4 separate regions of the Homo sapiens genome follow, and regions 2, 3 and 4 are each linked to region 1. Evidence: chromatin loops called from intact Hi-C (ENCODE). Cell type or tissue: gastrocnemius medialis. All regions are shown on one strand.

Evidence for each region. Peaks named below come from ENCODE experiments on the same cell type or tissue, not always from the same donor. Only the 100,000 strongest peaks of a DNase experiment are listed, where the experiment ranks them.
Region 2: it touches region 1 in a loop (14-fold over the local background); 64 of 110 quality-filtered maps call a loop at or near these places.
Region 3: a loop joins it to region 1, with 5 times the contacts of the local background. A loop is called at or near these places in 29 of 110 quality-filtered maps.
Region 4: it touches region 1 in a loop (6-fold over the local background); 70 of 110 quality-filtered maps call a loop at or near these places.

Annotation. Positions count from the first base shown.
Region 1 is chr2:119,289,776-119,292,275 of GRCh38, reverse strand. It overlaps a transcript of C2orf76 not described here. Among named protein-coding and RNA genes, the nearest start is that of STEAP3-AS1, 42 kb to the right of the region's middle. RefSeq lists an enhancer at 1-226. In gastrocnemius medialis, a CTCF peak has its summit at 1,217 (motif pointing right); a DNase peak (open chromatin) is centred at 1,215; H3K27ac peaks cover 761 bases.
Region 2 is chr2:119,010,334-119,012,833 of GRCh38, reverse strand. No RefSeq gene overlaps it. Among named protein-coding and RNA genes, the nearest start is that of MARCO, 69 kb to the right of the region's middle. In gastrocnemius medialis, a CTCF peak has its summit at 1,236; no DNase peak of the experiment used is centred here.
Region 3 is chr2:119,217,414-119,219,913 of GRCh38, reverse strand. No RefSeq gene overlaps it. Among named protein-coding and RNA genes, the nearest start is that of STEAP3, 5.2 kb to the left of the region's middle. RefSeq lists a silencer at 747-1,041 and enhancers at 1,250-1,846, 1,217-2,416. In gastrocnemius medialis, a CTCF peak has its summit at 948; DNase peaks (open chromatin) are centred at 963 and 1,253; H3K27ac peaks cover 2,186 bases.
Region 4 is chr2:118,881,420-118,883,919 of GRCh38, reverse strand. No RefSeq gene overlaps it. Among named protein-coding and RNA genes, the nearest start is that of EN1, 35 kb to the right of the region's middle. RefSeq lists a silencer at 2,096-2,155. In gastrocnemius medialis, CTCF peaks have their summits at 924, 1,124 (motif pointing left), 2,000 and 2,199 (motif pointing left); DNase peaks (open chromatin) are centred at 1,079 and 2,220; H3K27me3 peaks cover 219 bases.

The sequences.
Region 1 (2,500 bases):
TGGAAAACTAAGTAGAAAACTGAACAGTGGATTGTACAACTGTACAAATTAAGGCAGAATTTTTTTCCCCACTTGCCTTAAAGCAAAGTTGCTTGTTTTAAAAGTGACCTAGAAGTGAACTTGTGGTGACATTTAAAATTATACAAATTGGAAAAGGCAAATGGTGCACTTTTGCATATATTGGAATCATTTGTCTTTCTGTGTTTGCTTTAGGCAAGCATGAGTGGGAAGAGAGAGCTCCGCTTGGACATAGGCAGCCCGGGGTTGGAAGAACACAGGCATTGTTGCTAGCTTGGAGGTGTGACCTTGGGTGAGCTGCTTGGCCTCTCCAGGTCTCAGTTTCTGGCTCTGTTAAGTGGGGATGATAACACTGACCTTCCAGAATTTCTCTGTGACTTTGTTAAGGTGACCTAGCTCGGTGCCTGACTAAACATATTGTTTTGGGGAATAATTTCTGTTACACTGCTATTTTACAAAGAAATACTACTAATCCCATCGCGCAGAGAGAACATTTAGACACTGAATAGGAGGTTGTCCCCCATGAGTGCTAGGCAGTGGAGCCAGGCCTCTTCCTACAAGGCAGGGGTGTCCGGCTGCTGCCCGTTCTCCCCCTCCACCTGTCAGCTCCAACCACACCACCCAGCAGTGTTCTTGGACCCAGGGAAGGACTCGTTTTTTATTTTCCAAGAACCTTCTCTTCCCATTTCATTTCCCGAGGTGCCTTGCCCTTGGATTCAGCCAGCCCTGAGCACATTACCTGTCACATGTTTCCCTGACATATCCCCTTTCTTCTGGTTGCAATTTTCCCCAATTAGGAGTAATGGGCTCATTAACAACAGCCGGCACTTTAAATTTCCTTTCTATAAGGATAAAGCCGTCCCTTTCACTATTCTCTGGCTGTAACTTGCTTCAGGTGGGATGGGGTGGAGTGAGGTGGTAGAATGAATGGATACACAGCTTGTTCAAGGAAATAGAATCTCTGGGAAGAAAAATCTTGCAAAGGCAGGTTTTGTAGTTAGAATATTCTAGATACCTGCCAGGCACCAGCCGATTAATGCCCAGCCGTTCATCTTTACATCTTGCCGAGCAGCTTCTCCTCGGTATGACACCTTTCCTGCCATATTAGCAGAGCCTCGTTACGCGGAGAAGTCCAGGCTGCAGGTCAGGTGGAGTGGCTCTGCACTTGTCCGCCTTTGCCTACCCTTCAGCCACCAGGTGGCAGCAGAGTCTGTCTGGGCCTGGGAACTGATGAGGCCGAGCCGGTGTCAGTCATTTGTTAAGGACTGTGTTCAATAGGTTTGTCCCCCTGTAAGTCAGCCTTGGCGTCTGATAGCTGAAAGTCAAAGCCATCAGCTTGTAGATGGGGTGGCATGTTGTACTAGTGCTCAACAGCGACCATGCAATTGCTACTGCCTAAAATTTTATTTTTATTTTTATTATTTTTTTGAGGCGGAGTCTCACTCTGTCGCCCAGGCTGGAGTGCAGTGGCACGATCTCGGCTCACCGCAACCTCCGCCTCCCAGGTTCAAGCGAGTCTCCTGTCTCAGCCTCCTGAGTAGCTGGGATTACAAGCGTGCAATGCCACGCCAGGCTAATTTTTGTATTTTTAGTAGAGACAGGGTTTTGCCATGTTGGCCGGGTTGGTCTCGAACTCCTTACCTCAGGTGATCCACCCGCCTTCGCCTCCCAAAGTGCTGGCATTACAGGCATGAGCCACCACTCCCAGCCTAAAATTTTATTTTAAAAGTCAATGCTTAATTATTTCAAAGCCAATACCTAACTTTAGTCAGTTTTACCTCTATAGTCTTATTTCCTTCTTTTTCTTTTATACCACTCTATTTAATGATGGGCCATTTCTAAAAAGAAGACTAATAATGTGTCAACGCTTTGGAAAACGTCCCTGTATATTTGTTGAGGATTCCTTAAAGCTGAAGGTTGAAAGGTCGTGAGCCGGTTTCTATGGCTTCTGTGTTAAATGCTTCCTAGTACAACAATTGATAGGCAGCCTCCTCCATTTGGCCCAGGTGAGGTGCTTAAAAAATTCCTTCTCAAACCAATTGCAGGGAGACGTTCTTCTGCTTGGTGGAGGGGCTTGGAAGCTGTCCTTTAGCTTGGGCATATGTGAGCCTGTAAGCAGTGCCCAGAGCTTTGGGGTCAAATGGTGACTCCCATGCAGGGGCAGGGACGCAGGAATTACTTTGCAGAGGGAATGTCCCTCTTCCCTTCTGAAGACTGAATGTTCTCACACATAATTAGGCAATGCCAGTAACTCTTTGGATAGTGTACAAAACCCTATGTTTGTTTCTAGGTTATTTTAAAAATTAAGAAATCTCACTTTAAGGCAGCAGACAGAATAAAAACCAGTCTGCCCTGGTGCAGAGCGGTGCCTCTGTGGTCTCTCTTCCTGGCTTAGCTGGGTGTGGCTGACAGCAGAGAACTACTACCGGCAGAGGGCTGAGTTGGGGCTACGAGCGGGGCCTGAGACAAGGTCTAAAGTGGC
Region 2 (2,500 bases), 280 kb after region 1:
CCAGGTCACATGCCCAGCACCTGCTGCAGGCCTGGCACTTAGAATGAGCCGCCCAGGTAAGTTTGTTGAAACAGAATTAAACCAGAAACACTCCCCAGGAAAAGAGCTGGAGGAGAGAGGCAGCTTCCAGCAGAGGGAAGGGGGGCTATCAAATGCCAGAGGGCATGAGACAGTAGGTGGCACTCACCGAGTCCATGGGTGAGTGCCCACTGGTGTGGGCCTGTGCTGCCCTGCCACCCAGGTGGGCCTGTGGCCGGGGCCACTCTTCAGGGGCTCTGGGCCTCTGGTATCCAGCAACCTCACTTCGCAGATGGCACAGCCCCAACATGAGTTGCGTGAAGGCCTCCTCCTGGCTCTCTTCTCTTCTCACTAACCAGCCCTGATCCAGGAGTCTTCCATGCACAAACTGTAGAAGATGGTGCTGGTGTTTAAATGACCCCGTCCCACTCTTCCTAGTCCAAATGAGGAAACAGGACCTGGAGGAGAAAGACTTGGCTTGACGTCATAACCCACTATTTGGCAGACTAGGGACTAGAACTCAGGCCCCTTGACTACTTTGATGCTTTCCCACTACAGAACTCCTAGTCTCCCCAGGCTCTTCAGAAGTCCCTCCAGCAAACCTGCTGGAGTAGCCACCTCCTCCTGCCCAAACTCTTTACCCTGTGGGGGTTGGCATGGGAAGATGGTGGCAGGTATAGGGGAAGACATGGCCTTCTGGGTCAACCTTGGGTTTGGACCACCAGTTCTGTTGCTTACCTTCTCGCTGTGTGGCCCTGGGCAAATAACCTAACCTCTCTGAGCTTGTTTTCTTCTTACTAAAATGGGCAGTATAGCGTATCGTGGGATTGTTCTGGGGAATTAATGTCTATAAAGAACCCCACAGTGTACCAGTTCACAGTCGGTGCTTAATACGTGGGAGTTTCCCTGCGACCTAAGTGTACTGGCCCCCTGCACGTAGCTTTTTGAACACCATCTGTCCAGGGTCAACAGTGAATTTGTTATTACTAGGGGGTCGGAAGGAGAGGGCGAGGAGGGAGTTTGGCGGAGCCTGGGGCCGGTACAGCTGAAGAGAGGCGTCTGTCTTCCGAGGTGGGTGGGTGGGTCCAGGAGGCGCCGGCCGCAGGAGCCTTAGCGGGGAGCCGCAGCCTCTCCCGGTCCCAGAGCCGCCCGCGAGCGCGGACACCGGCCGGCTCCTGGAGGGCTGAGCACGGCCTGCAGCGACCCCGCGTGCCGGGAGAGAGAAAGCAACCTCCTGCGGCGCGGCCGCCACTGGACTAAGCCCCCCTTCTACTCAGAAGGGACAGAGGGGTGGAGCAGCCCCAGGTCATGTTTGTGGAGCCCAGCGACGTGAAACTCCCCCTTCCCCAGGCTGTTCCTCAGTTTCCAGCCCTGCCACTACTTGCAACAGCCAGTCATCCGCCCAGGGTTTGCCAGGTTCCTCGGGGGCCAAGCATCCGTGTGTACCAAGCACCTTCTGTGTGCCATGGAGCACCTGCTACGTTCTTCCCAAGCCCCGCCAAAAGGTGTGGAGATGTGGAGAAAAGCTCTCATCAGCTGATCCAAGCACTGCAATCAGAAAATCCAGGAAAATACTGTTTTAACATGCATTTGAACAGACCTGCAAATTTCGTGTGTTATCTTTAATGCTATTTTGAGGAGACAAAGCAATTTTGTCCGTGTTCATTAAGGTTGTACTATATGGAGTTCGGGAGCGGGGTGCAGGAAGGAATCCCACTCTGGCCCTGGGCCTGGTAGGAGTTCACATCAGAGGCCCTGCTGGCCCTCACCGTCCTGGGCCACCCTAACTCATCACTGTTTTGAAATCACATTTCCTCGTGGTTTTCTGTGGATCCTAGCCTTGGTGCAGGAACTGGGTCTCTGATCTTCCTATCAGCAGTGTTCAGCACAGTGCCTCATGGAGAGTAGGCATGTGTCAATATCTGCTAAGTTGCGGTGGGGAAGATGCAAGCGTGAGATAGTGAGGTTGGGGACACGGTTGTGACCGGTACAAAGGAAAACAGAGGTGCGGCACAGGATGAAGCAGTGAAGAACCCTTGGGTTAGGACATTAAACTATCAGTAGCCATCAATGTATTAGAGCTCCCAAATTTGCCATTCTCAGGAAATGGGACTTAACCAGGAGGCTAGCCACGGCAAGACTTGGTGCCCAGCTGGGTAGGAAGGAGAGGAAGCACGTGAAGGTGCTGCGCAGGTGTCTTCAGCAGGATGAGTGGAGGACCACTCAGCTCTACACACACCTGTGTTCAAATCCTGCCTCGGCCTCCTACCAGCTGTGTAACTGTGAACACACAGCTCCTCATCCGTAGATGGTCCTTGTAGTATCTACCTTGCAGGTTGCTCTACAGATTACATGAGAAAGCGTGTGCCTGGCACAGGGTGAGCCCTCAAACGATAGCCTCCTGACGATCCCCAACACTTCCAGGAAAGGCGGCAGCACACCCTCCCCACTCTAGAGTTGGATCCTTTTCCCTTGACAACCC
Region 3 (2,500 bases), 72 kb after region 1:
GGCGCGTAGTAGGTACTTAAACTTTTGTGTATGATCAACGGTCTTGGCTTGTGACTAGACCAAGATCGCCAACCAGAATGGAGGGAGGCTGACCCAGCACATCCCGGAAGCATTTACAGAGCCAAGGAAGAGATTCTTCTTGCCCGTCTATGATAACATTGCATTGCCTTTCAGCTGGGGGCGATTAGAAAGGCACTCACTACTAGATCATGGGAGATGCCTGGGTTTTAACCCCTTGCTGCTCGGAAGGTGGTGATCATGATGGCCTGGGAGGGTTTTAGAATGGCAGAGTGTCAGGCCACCCCAAAGCTCCCAAATTAGAATGGCATTTTAACAAGACCCCCTAGGAGGTTGTATACGTGTTTAAGTTTGAGAAGCGCTGGTCTACATTACAACTGAGGAAACTCACTACTCCCTGAACACCTGCATCAAGGTAGATTCACAGAAACCTAGAACTGGATGACACTTCCCCTCACCAGGGTGCATGACAATATCATACTTTTTGCTTGCTAAAAAGTCCTTGTGAGGCAAATAGTCTGATAATCTTCTGAATTTCTACAAATATGGAAAAATAACTCTACCCTTTTCAACATCAGTGCCTATTACACAAAGCTCCAAGAAAAAAAAAATCATGATTAATATTTTTACTCTTTTCCCATAACTGATCATATTTCCCCTTTTACTGTGGTAGCCAGGATACTCAGGCACATGTTCACGACTATATCGTCCTTATTAAATATATTTAAATGCTACTTTCTTTCCCCCAGTCCATGATTTTTTTGTCTGATTTACTACTAGCCTTATTGCTAAGCTTTTCGAGGTAAGCCGTCCCAAGCAGCCTTTGGAAAAAGTCAACCGCGTAAGCAAAATAAATAGGAAACTTCTGTGCACTCCAGTAAGGGAGTCCTCTTTCCCCTTGACTGCTGTCACCTTTCGTGGTCGTGGCACGTCCTCTGCTGGATTTTTGAGCCAAGGACAGAGGGTTTGGGAGAAGGAGGCCTCCTTGGACTTCTGCCAGGAGTTACTGAGAAAAGAAAACCCAACCAGCTGGGGGGCCAGTTGGGGGGAAATCTGCACAGGATGTTCACACTGTGCCCCTCCCTGCTTCTTTCCTGACCCCCAGAGCTCACCTCAACACATCTGGAGTGTAGGGTGTTGTCTGCCCTGTCAGACCACTCTCCACACACAGCCTGGGGCAGGAACAATGGGACAGGTGGCTGGTGCTCACTCAGCACAGCAGGGGTGGTGGAAAGACACATGTCAGCTGAGGCTTGGCTTCAGGGCAGGCAAGTCACAGCCAAGTCACAGCCCAGCCCAGCATAGGCAAGGTGTAAAAGTCACTGGCCTCAAGGTCATACGCAAACACACTGTGATCAGAAGTGGAGGTAAATACACCCCACAGGGCTGGGATATGTTCTGGCATGCCCAATTCTGTTTCCTTGGTCTTGGCCTTCAAGGGGAGGGAAGGGAAAGGAAAGAGAGTTTGCTGAAGTCCCACCTGGGGCAGGCATCGTGCTACATTGAGGTCAGCCCCCTTCAATCCCCACTGAGACCCTGCAGAATGGGTGGGATCAGCCCCATTTTTCAGATGAAGAAGTGACTTTTTTAGTATCATGCAGTGAGGAAATGGCAGATCCGGGATTTGGACCAGGTCTGCCTGACTCTCAGATCTTCCACTACCTTTGACCCGCTAGGTGGAGGGCTCCTGTGAGCTGTGGCCTACACACCTGTGGTGATCCCTCAGTACTGAGGACCAGGACCAGCTTAGTGTGAGGGCCCAGCAGGGGCAGTCCATGCAGGGAGATGAACCTGGGGGATTTTCTCCCAAACACTCCTCACAGAGCTCCCTGGCCTGCCTAGGCAAGATCCTACCAGCCATCCCCAATCACTGGTTGTGTCTACCTGAGATCTGCACAGCTCGGATGCAGGTCTGTGGAATATCAGGCATGTCACTGAGAGTCTGGTTCTGTGTGGTGTACTACCTGATTTCATGGACACACACACAGAAGGCCATCGTCTCAGAGCCATCTTTAGGCGTTTGCTGGTTACGGCAGCCTGGGAGAAGCCAAGTCACTGCAAGAAAAGGTAAGGGAGATAATGGCTCGAGACCCTCCCTCAAAGGTCTAGGGGCACAGCTACCCAGGTTTGGGGCCTCCAGGGAAGAGGGGAGATGAGACCTTGGCTTCTGGAGGCTTCCATAGGGTAAAGGAACATGCGCAGGCTTTGAAACCACACGGACCTGGTTCAAATTTCACATCTCCGCTAAGTCTCCATTTCCTCCACTGTAAAATGAGTGTATAGACCTCTTAACAGGTTGTAAGAATTAAGTTCCCAGGAAAGTGCTGGGCACTTAGTAGGTGTTCATTAAAAGGCTGTCAGATAATCTGAAAGGAAAAGAAACGGTGTTCAGAGAGGAAGGGAAATACTGAAGAAGACAGTTCCCAAAGGAAATTTACCTCCAGGCAGGCTCTGCTCCACCCCCTTGGAAAAGGTCTTCTTC
Region 4 (2,500 bases), 410 kb after region 1:
CCCTTCTATGCTGTGGAAGCTTAGTTCTTTCCTTCTTCACAATAAATCTTGCTACTGCTCAGTCTTTGGGTTTGCACCACTTTTAAGAGCTATAACACTCGCCATAAAGGTCCGCGACTTCATTCTTCAAGTCAGCCAGACCAAGAACTCACTGGAAGGAACCAACTCCGGACACAAAAGGAGATCCTGAGGCCTAGAGAGGGGAGGTGACTTGCCCACTTCTTGCTGCCCAGTGGCATAAGCAACATGGTGTTTTAAACCCTGGGAACTTGAAGACATAGGGACAGTTGCTTTGGGGGAACCATACACATTGCTCAGCTCTGCACACTTTCAGGGTCAGCTATCTGAAACCACTTAGCATACTCACTCGAGTCTCCTGAATTTGGTGGCATGAAAGAATTTATTTCTTGATGCATTTCTACAAACAAGGTCCTCGATAAGCAGGACAAATACAAAAAGAAAGTCAAAAATAGATGTTGAAAAATGAAAGAAAACTATCAGACAAACAAGAGACGAAAACCACACAGGATTTTAAATGGGAAAGTTAAGAATTATTAACTAATAACAGGGGAGTATCAGGGTATTGGCTACTGAGGGTAAAGGGAGCACTTTACAGAGGTGGCAGATATATGGGGCAGGCACTAAAGGCTAAGCGAAGTGCCCGAGGAGAAAACAAATGTGGGACACCCCACCCGCTTCCCCTCTCACCACCAAGGATGAGAATCAGACTTTGCGGGAGAGCATGGGGCTGTCCCCACTGGAGAATGAAGTTTGCCCAGGTGACAGGTGGAGACTGTCCAACAGGAAACTGCCCCCGGGGGTGACAGCAACCCTTTCCGGGAAGCTGCCTGGAGGAAACGCTGCTGAACTTTCTGAAAAATCGGCTGGGGGACTGGTGGGACGGCGAAGCCCTCAAGGGGTGCTTTTGAACTCACTGGAAGCTGGGCGAGGTGCCAGCAGAACTCGCTAGAAAGCTGCACACAGGGGATGCCACTGCAAGTCCTTGAGGGAGGCTGCAACTGGGTGTCCCGAACCCCGCGGGAGCAAGAAGGAATCAGAGCACAGAGACACCAGCAGAGAAGCCCTTCCCCCTGCAGTGTGCCTCTACCACCCTCTACTGGCAAAGCTGAGCATCGTGCCAGTTGCAAAAGAGACGTGTTGGCAAGATTCACCTCCAGTATCACAAGCAATGCAATGAAGTATGGGTTGGGAGAAGTGAGGCAATAAAGTGATAAGTGACACACTCATAACCTGGAACACAACTATTGAGGTAGTGTGCCCCTTTGGTCCTAGGCATTGCCCCCAAAGTCTCAGCCTTTCAAGTTTTCTCACTCTCTTTCTACCCCCAGGTCTTCCCTTATGGCTACACCGGATGATGTTCATGAATGTCATGGAAGCTGAAAACAGTCCCGCTTGGGTCTCAGAAGCTGAGGGTATTAGACAGGAAGGGTCACTTAGCCAGGCTGACCTCGTGTCCAGGTTTGCACCTGCTGTCCCAACCACTGTCCTGTTAGTGCTCCCTCCCACTCTCCCAAGTGTCCTGCTCAGGTGATAAATTACATGGTTCCCTGAAGGCAACCAGCCTGAGTCCAGTCCCATGACTTTACAGATGAGGAAACTCCTACACTGATGTCGAAGAAGAGGCTCTGTGGGGACGTGGGGAGGACTGGACTTGGCTTTAATGTGCAACTTTGGCTTGTTGTTAAGCCTCTATCTAAAATGGTCCACCAAGAGGTAAAATGAGGTCATGTGTGCAGAGCATCAGGCATACATCGTGACCTGAGGGATGGGATGCGCCAACCTCTGCCATGTAGCTCTTCCATCTGCCCACCTCCCCAATCCCTATCCATATTCCCCAGTCTGTCTTCCAGACAGAAACAACAGGGCACATTTATAACAGTGGAGCAAAATACCCCTTCAGAATAGACACTGCTAACAGAAAAGTTCCAGGGTGCAAATCTCAATGTTTGGAAAGGAGGATCAGAGCTGTAAACGCCCAGGGATTGCTAAGCAAGAAGAGGATATTGAGCACTCTCTCCAGTTCATGCCTCTGTCTCCTCAAAGTCCCTCTTCCTGATGGCTACCAGAGGCTTAGAGAAAGCAACCAGGAGCAAACGCCTCTCTCTGGGTAGGCCGGTCCAGCTCAGGTGCACCTATTCCATGGCAAAAAAACAGCCCACGATCTCCACCTGGTGGCCAAGCTATAGAACACACTCCCTCGCCAACTGCTGATCAACCTGTTGAGCAGCTACCCTGCGGCCATTTACAAAAGAAACACAGGCTGGGACCTTCTCTACAGGTGACCTGATGGTGGCTGCTCCTGGAGGCTGATTGGAAGCACGTGTCTGTCTCAGGCCACACTTTGACATGGCACGAGAGACTTCTCTGCCACGCTTGCTGCCCTGGATCCAGAACAGGTTACTCCAGGGTTTCTCAGCCTCAGTACTCTGAACATTTGGGGCTGGATATTTCTTTGTTGGGGGTGGGGTGAGGCCATCCT